2 separate regions of the Mus musculus genome follow, and region 1 is linked to region 2. A link is a loop called in an ENCODE intact Hi-C map of the cell type or tissue named here. Cell type or tissue: heart. All regions are shown on one strand. Links, peaks and the distances in the headings refer to the core of each region. The heading gives the core; the rest is flanking DNA.

Region 1 (4,392 bases), core at 241-4,240, 77 kb after region 2:
AGTTAGTTTGGTTGGTTGGTTGGTTGTTAAAGTTAAAGAGTCACTGTAAAACTAATTGTGAATTTTATCTTGGTTTTTGTTGTTGTTTGCTTTGCTTTGGGGTTGTTTGATTTTGTTTTGTTTTCAGTTTTTAAAGATACTTTTTCTGTGTAGCTCTGGCTGTCCTGGAACTCACTTTGTAGACCAGGCTGACCTAGAATTCAGAGATACACCTTCTTCTTGAGTGCTGGGATCAAAGGCTGCGCCACCGCTGTTGGTCCTGATTTCAAACTTTGTCCTTATCATGGCTTCATCTTTCTTAGCAACACCTAATATCTTGTATTTATTCACATACCAGGAAAAAAATTTTTTTTTCTCCATTTTCTGTTAGCAGGAGACTTGGAGATATTTAGTGTTGATTCCGATTTCCCCTGCATGGGTTGGTTGGCCATGTTGCTGTCCTCAGGCCCCATGGTGAGGTGGGAAATATATGTGGTGTTCTCTAGAACAGCAGTACTCAATAAGTGATTTTCTGTGGCTTCTGAGAGAAAAGCCTATAAAAGGCTTAAATTCTGAGGGTTCTGGGCAGTTACCCAGCATTCCTACCCATCCTGCATGACAAACGGCTTACCCTTCGGTAGGAATTTCCAGCCTTCCCACATCTTTCAGTAGGAACTGCTACCCACTTCTCACACATGGGCGGTCTACTTGTACACATACTCAGCTTACCAGCTACAGTGAGGGCAGTTTCAGTCAGCAGAGTGAAAGTGGAACAGGGAGAATACAGGGCACAGGACAGTTGTTAAAACCTGGTAGGAATATCCCCATCAGTGACCGCCTTCTGCCACCCACATGTGCAGAAATAGCTTCGTACTTTTCTCATTTAATGTGAGTGTTATTCTGTTGTTATTTATTATTTCAAGGGAATGTTTCTTGCTTCTGCTTGCTATATTATAGTTTTGTATTAAGATTCACAAGAAAACACATTTTGTAGTATTGATGTTTTGTGGAGGTTGAAATGTGCTGTGATTGCCCCAAGACAGCATCTCAAGGGCATGAAGAATACAATGTCTCATAATAACCAGGTCATTTCCCTCTATAGGTTCATGGGGTCTAAAGTTTAAAGATACACTGTAATGTTTGGGGCAGTTCATAGAAAGCAAATATAACTACCATTTTAAAGGTCAGTGTGTGTAGCACTGTGTTTGCTGATAAGAAAGGCTTGCATTCTTCCCTCCTTCTGCCCCTCCCCTTCCTCCTTCTGCCCCTCCTCTTCTGCTGCCTGGAATAATCTCTCACAGATGATTAGACAACAGGTGCCAGGAGAGCGAGGCATACTGGCTTTGTGCCACATGTGCACAGTGGAGATCCAGTGTCACCCCAGGTTTTGGTGTATCGCTGTGTCCTTTCACGGGAAGGGATAACCCAGTTGAAATACATACTGCAGCTCCTGAGGGATTAAGTGTTTCCTTTGCTTTATAGTACAGAATTTTACAGTGTCTTTGTTTGGGAGTTCTCAGATTGCTTAATGATTTCTCTAACCCCCACCCCCACCCACTGTGACCAGATGTGTATTACAGCAGCGTTCGACCCTGTGCAGGTTGGCGCATTTCATTGCACAGCTTGTGATATAGCTTTCCTTTATTTATCAATGACATTTAAATCTTTTGCATTTTAGAGAGCCAATTGAGAGTCAAGATGTTGTTCTGTTGTTTAATCTTCAATCTTGTATTCTTTAATATTGTTGCATTCCATAAGATGCCTCTATAGCGTTTCAGTTGTAGATAGAGAGCTCTACAAGGATTTTATTTATTAACCAGATTTATGTCTATAGTGAGCCACAACTGTAGTAGTACTAATTGGTCATTTTCCCAGTCTTTTAAAGTTGAGGGGTTTTGTTTGGTTTTGCAGGATCTGCTGATGCCAGTAACTTTGGGTGCATTTATTTACTTTTCAGAACAGCTTTTAGAACTCACTATTTTAAGAATAGATTCTGAGGGAATTCTAGCCTTTGGCAGCTGTTTGAATGAGATTCCTTAGAGCCTTCTTAGAGGTTTTAGAAGACTCCACTCACTCTGGACTCCACATTGAGGAAGCATGGACGTTGAAAACTCAACTCATCCTCTCACTCTCCAGTTCACCTTGTGTTGAAGTAGATAATGCTCTTGGAAGGGGTGTGGAGCTAAGAGGAAGGGTTGCCTGGGGAGCGCTGGGCTTGTTCAGATGTCCAGGAGAGGAATCCATCACTGAGAGATACAAGCTGAATCTGCTGAGAGGAGCACTGGAGCACTGAGTTTCCTGGAAGCTAGGAGACAGGAGTTCCAGCTCCTGCAGGACACCAGCCAAGCATTAGGGGAAGAGGCTACTCTTGGTGCCTGGTTGGGAGTAGGAAAAGGAGTTTGTGTCCTGTTAGAGGGAGCCGGTGCTCGGTAACAGAGTTAGTTACCAACATTGAAGGTGGAGGAAGGAGAAAAGCAACAGTTGCTTGAGAATGGCCTGAGGCTGGGGCACTGGAGCTGAATGGCGGGGTAGTGGGGTTGGTGGTGAGGAGTGGTGAGGACCTAGTGGGCCTTGGCAAGCATGTTCTGAGAACGGTGATACCTCACCCGGCAGCATTTACAGTACAGTGCTTCTGTACAGGCATGGCTCCAAACATGGACTCTAGAGGAGCCTAGTCAGCCCTGACGTGAGTTAGCAGGGCCCCACAGGGGCAGCATGACGTGTACACTGCTGAAAGCCTGCCTCCGAAGAACTGGCGCATTGCTTAGAAAGGGCCGTATAGAGAGGGGTAGACAGCAGAAGAGTCCAGGAGCATGGACGGCTAGGAGAGCTTTGCTCGCCAAGTTGGAATGTTCACGTCATTCCCTGGGTGCTGCTGCCCATGCTTTATTCTGGAAAAGAACATGGCCAGCTTAGCTCCTAGAAAGATCACTGACTGCTGTATACAAAGTGAAAGGAAGGAGGTCAGCAGGTCGAGGGAGATGGTAGAAAAGTAGCTAGTGACTAGGAGGGCTGAGCCCATGGAGTATTCTGGTTATGTGATAGTGACTGTGTGTGACCTATTTGAGATTAGCATTTTGTCTTCCGATGTGACTCTGTGGGAAGAACAGATTATGATTGGTTAGGGTTCCCTTAATACTGGTTTTGTTTGGATGAGTTTAGTAATTATTTTATTCAGTTAACTTAGAGAGTGGCTATCTAGGTGTTGTATCAGTTTGGTCATGCAGTCAGGGTAGGCTCTAACAGGCCATCTCCCTGATTTCTTCTTCAAGGCTGTAGTTAAAGGTGTGTACCAGAGACACACCTGGCTTGGCCTTACTTTTGGTTTTTCCCTAACTAGAAAATGCATGGTCTTTATAGACACTGAAAAATCGGGAAGATAAGAATAATAAATCACCCTCCCTCACTACTCAGAGCAGGTATTATAAATATTTCATTTTCCTTCCATCTTTTGTGAGAAAGCAGTGTTTACAAATTGAGATTCCCCTGGCAGGAACAGAAGGTCACTTTACGGTAGAGGCTCTGGGAGCTAGGCAGGGCTGGGGTTTCTTTTACTCTAGGATGCAGCACTTGACTTTAATAAGGACTAGGTTACTAATGTTTTGAGCCTTTTTTATTTTTTTCTTTTGAGGACAAAGCCTTCATGAGAGGTGGCCTGTGTGACCTCTTCAAAGAACATTGCCCAGTCTCCATATGCATGAAAACCACTTTTGATGGATGCCAGACTGCCTGCATTTGCTATTTCACATGCCTCATGGGGAAAAAAAAATCTCAATGAGAATGAGTCGTAGTTTGTTTATTGGAGGTAGACCAGTAGGACATGGGTAACAAGGGAAAAGTGACAGCTGCCTGGGCATCTTAACTGATTTGTAAGAAGAAATGATATGTGGGTCCTGCTAGAGCCCCTCTCTGAGCTTTTTATTTTTTTTAAATATCCCTTTTAATCTGGTTGGAGATTGATGGAGATACTATCGAGCTGTTAGGAGCTGTGAGCTGGACGGGAATGACAAACACACACTGACAGCTTTCCAGGGGATGGATGGAGCAACAAGCCCTGAACTGCAGGGTGTGTCTTTCTGCGGGGCCTTTGGAGGAATGTTGCTCTCACACTGTGGGGGAGGGGGGCGGGGGGGGGGCGGGGAGAAGGGGGTGGAGAAAGGATATATCTTGTTACCTAGTTGGATATTTTCCCTAACACAACTTATAGTCATTGTAAGTGGCATTGAGGTACCCATCTGCCTAGCACCTTCATAGTTTCTTCTGAGCGTGGACTTTTTCTTCAATGTATAGAAATTAGCACTTGCAGTTTGAGTTGGAGCAGTGTGTCACAATGTCCCCACCAGCACCTCCCTCCCTGTGCTTTCAGGACAGTCCCAGGGCCTGTTGATTCTGAACATTTCTCTCAAGACTAGC
Region 2 (4,392 bases), core at 308-4,307:
AGCTGAGCTGGGTGGTCAAGTTCCCATGAGGCTGTAAATTCCAATCATTTAAGAGTAGAGCATCTACTCTAAGAATTCCCATCAGTAATTTACAAAGCTGCCATGCATGCCAAACTGTGCCTAGAGCTGGGGATGGGCCAACCACATTGTTACAGGTGCTCAGCATGGCTCTGCCCATGAGGGCCACAATGTAGCAAGAGTGGCAGAAGGAGAAGGGGCTAGTTTCTCTTCCTCCCTGCTTCCCATCTGCTGGAAGCACAGTTTAAAGATGTTACTCCCTAGCAGTAGTTGAGTCCTCTTGAAGTTTTCTCATCATGCAAAGAATCAGCATGGGGCTGGAGGTAGAGCTTAGAAGTGCCTGCTTCATTTAAACCCTCAGTAGCAAGGAACAAAGGAAGGACCCCAACTCACGACCATTAAAATATTTCTTTTTATTTATCCCTATTGTAAGTAAGATTTTTTTTTTCCCAGAGAGGAAGTATGCTGATGCCAAGGAATACGAAGCAGAGGCTGGGGAACTTGTAATCAGTGAGAAGCTGGCATGATGAATAATGAAAACTGAGGGAGTCTGTGGTGGTTTGAAAAAAAAAAAAAAAAAGACCCACATAGGCCCATAGGGAATGGTCCTATTAGGAGGTGTGGCCTTGTTGGAGGAAGTGTGTCACTAAGGGGTGGGCTTTCAGGTCTCAGGTGCTCAAGCCAGGCCCAGTCTTTTCCTGCTGCCTTCACATGCTGATGTAGAACTCTCGGCTCTCCAGCACCATGCCTGCCTGAATGGCACTATGCTTCCCTCCATGATGATATGAACTAAACCTCTGAACTGTATGTCAGCCACCCTCCGTTAAATGCTTTCCCTTGTAAGTGTTGCTGTGGTCGTGGTACTTCTTCACAGCAAGGGAACCTCTAACTAAGACAGAGTTGGACAGTCTTTAGACAATTTCTATGAAAATAACACCTATTATCTCCATAATGTATTCATGTATGAAATATATGAAGATACTTATATACAACTATCTTCATAAAATTTTACATCTACAAAATTGGTATCAACTGTCTACACTAAGGTTTTAAGTATATTGAAAGTTGTATAACCACCCCACAATCAATTTAGGACTATTTTCATTTTCTCTCTATCTAAATGAGCCCTGTACCCACCAGCGACATTCCTCTTTTCTCTCTACTCCTCCCACTAGCACCAGGTAATTACTTACCTACTGCCTCTCTTTAATGACTTAAGAATTCTGGAATTTTCATACACATGGAAACTATCTAATACATGGCCTTTTGTGATTGATTTCTTCAACTTAGTATTGTTTTCATGGTTGTAGTATGTATTTGCACTTTATTTTCATTTCATGGCAAATAGGCCAGTATGTGGATATGTCACAGAATATCAGTTGATGTATAACTTGAGTTATATCCACTTTGGGATATTATGAGTGAATGAATGCTGTCATTTGTCTTGGGAATATACCTGGGAAAGGCACAGCTGGGTCAGGAGGTAGCGCTGTGTTTAACTTATTGAGGAACACCTAAACTGCTTTTCCAAAGTGGCTACAATATTTTATATTCCTATAAACAATGTATCAGGATTCCTACTTCTTCACTAACTTGTTAACTCCTGCTATTGATTAATTTTGTTTATAGCCATCTTATAGGTGTACAGTCCTATCACTTTTTGGTTTTATAACACAAATTTTAAGAGACAACTATAAAGAGATAGGAAGTACAGTAGACTGCTATACAATCTACAGTTTGAATCACGCAATCTCTCTAGCCCTCAGGTTCCATACCATGTAACCATTGAGTTAGGTATCTGAGATCTAGTTTGTAAAGGGCTAACTTATTTATGATGATCAGAGTTCCAGGAACAGTGGGTCTAATTAACCAAGATAGCTGTAAAGCAGAAGGCCTCCCCTAAGCAGCACTCACTGTTGGTGTGATTAGATCCCAAATTGTGCTTTTCATTTGTTGATTTAAGGTTTGTACTTTGTAATATTTCACTTAACACAGCATTTCAAAGTGCTCGAAAAACAGTGGATTGAACAGTTGTTAACTTTTCAGTTATTCACCAGAAATCCATCCTCTTCTTCCTTAGTCTAAGATTAATTTGATGGGGACAACCATTATCCTAGGTCCACAGTGATGAACTGTGATGGGCCTCAGAAAATCCCATTCTCTGCTCTGTCTTCCTGGTAAACTGGAAAACTCTCACAGTTCCTTCTACTGAGCAGCAAGTTGGCTCTTCAAAGCCTTTCTTTAGCCTACTTCACAGAAATGCTAACCTCATTCCATAGCGCTTTCTACCTTATCCCTATCGGGATGACGCTCACCATGACCAGTTCTTGCTGCAGAGACACAGTGCGTGCTCTTACACAAACTCCTGTCTCAGTGGCCCCTGATCAGCACCTGAGGTGAACCACAGAGATCTCACCTCATCGCTGAAAGCAAACACAAACTGCCCTTGTAAGTCATGTTTTGCTCTTTTAATGAGTTTCTTTCTTCCTCGTTTTTTTACTTACCAAACTCCACGAGAAGCCAACAGCCTGCGCAAGATCAGCCTGGGTGACAACTGAGGAGGCATTCAATTCTTTCAAGCTCAGGGGACTGCCGGGCCGGGCCGGACTCCAGAGCCCTAACCCCGCCACGACTCGCCTTCCGCCCGCGGGCTCCGACGATCTGTCCCTCCCGGGCAGAGAGCTCACCTAGTCTACATCTGGAGCGTCTGAGGGGAAAGCGAAAGCTCTACCATCCGATCTTTATAAGCTCCGCTAGCCTAGCTTTCAGAGAGCGCTGGGAGCCGGAAGTGACAAGAGGAAGTCCCGCCTCACTCAGAGGGCGGGCTAGCAAGATGGCGGCGCCCAGGAGCCGGTGAGGTGAGAGGCGTCCTGGGGTCCTGGGGACTGCTGCACCAGTACGTTATGGCCGCGTCCCCGCACACCATTTCCTCGCGCCTCCTCACAGGTATTGTACCCGGTTGGGAATGATCGTGGACGAATTGTTTTCTTTTTTGCCATGTGCGGTACCGTGTTGCCGGCCGCCTGCAACCTTGGAAGCCCTTGGCTTGTCACTTGGCAGGGAGGTGACCTTTAGGGTCACCTGAAGGGACGAGGCCAAGTATTGTGGACCAGCTTTGCACCGTAGGCCAGGTGGTCCCTAAGGCTTGATATCCCGTGCTCTTTGGAGTTTCAGACAGTGCAAGATGGAGGGACAGGATAAACCATGGGGCTCCACAAGCCTGGCACATGAGAGCCGCGGTTCCTGGCCACCGCCTTTTAATGACAAGAAGCGCACCTCCCCCCCCCCCCCCCCCCCGTTAAGGAGCTGTCTTCCAGCTTAAAGTGTTACCTTAATCACCATGATAATGATAACTGCCAACTGAATCCCATTGAGCCAGCGCTGTACCATCAGTATGGCTCCTTCCATCAGAAGGACTTTTGACAGATGTGTGTTTATCACAAACTCTTGAAAAGCTCCTATATTTTACCTTTTCAGGGAGGCCAACCTTAGCACTCTAACTAAAATAGGAGTCTTTATCCTTCTTTTCTTATATCATATTAATTTATCATGAATAACACACGGTGTAATTGTTCACACCTGCAGTACAGATGTGCAACAATTTAGTGTGTTCCTCCCAGTAAGAGAAACACTTTGTGAAAGTAAAGATAGTCTGTCTCCCTGGTTCACCACTGTATCCCTCATGCCCAGAGCAATGCCTATGTGCATTGGTGATGCTCAGTCATTTGTGAATGAATGAGATTGTGCTGGTAGAAATTTTAAAGAGGAGGTTGGTTTTGTGACTAGTATCCATGGATGGTGGCAAAGTGATCTATAGTACAGACAAGATAGTGGAAGCCATTGTGTACCTTCTCACAGCCCAGAACCATCCTGTAGGCCTCCCTGTCACTTACACACTGCCCACTGTGTCTGGCTGACTGTGGTGATCACTGTGCTTCTGTAGAGCTCTTTTCTCCCGTGCGTTTGTATGATCCCAGTGCAGATCATTTGACTTTCTTTAATGAAACATTTACGCGTCTATAATAAGGTAACTGAGCTAGGTGATCTCAAAGGTACCTTCTGGCTCATAAACCAGGGCAGGAAGTGGAAGGGTGGGTAGAAGAGACAAAGTTGGGCAGTACTTGGTAATTGTCAAAGCTGTGCGTTGAGTGATAGAGCCTCCTTGGACACCTCTTTTCATATGACTGTCATTTTCTAAAATAAAAAGTTTATGGGGTTCTTCGTGTGTGTGTGTGTGTGTGTGTGTGTGTGTCTGTTGTGAGTCTTTCTTGACTCACTTCTTTGTTACTTTCTGTAATCGCTGATTGTGAGTATTCCTCGATGCAGACACTCGGTACTCATTCTTAGAGGGCTCATCTCAGTGCTGGACTATCT

What was found. Peaks named below come from ENCODE experiments on the same cell type or tissue, not always from the same donor. Only the 100,000 strongest peaks of a DNase experiment are listed, where the experiment ranks them.
Region 1: it touches region 2 in a loop (2.0-fold over the local background); 1 of 42 quality-filtered maps calls a loop at or near these places.

The regions. Positions count from the first base shown.
Region 1 is chr11:64,000,597-64,004,988 of GRCm38, reverse strand. All of the region lies in intron 4 of Cox10 (heme A:farnesyltransferase cytochrome c oxidase assembly factor 10), which reads left to right. Among named protein-coding and RNA genes, the nearest start is that of Gm51866, 30 kb to the left of the region's middle. In heart, for the core only: no CTCF peak of the experiment used is centred there; no DNase peak of the experiment used is centred there; H3K27ac peaks cover 871 bases.
Region 2 is chr11:64,077,908-64,082,299 of GRCm38, reverse strand. Cox10 (heme A:farnesyltransferase cytochrome c oxidase assembly factor 10) reads left to right here and starts at 2,828. Exons shown (of 7, transcript NM_178379.3): 1 at 2,828-2,964. The coding sequence starts at 2,922. It overlaps 2810001G20Rik (RIKEN cDNA 2810001G20 gene), which reads right to left and starts at 2,816. Exons shown (of 2, transcript NR_033780.1): 1 at 2,523-2,816. In heart, for the core only: no CTCF peak of the experiment used is centred there; a DNase peak (open chromatin) is centred at 2,799; H3K4me3 peaks cover 2,326 bases; H3K27ac peaks cover 1,370 bases.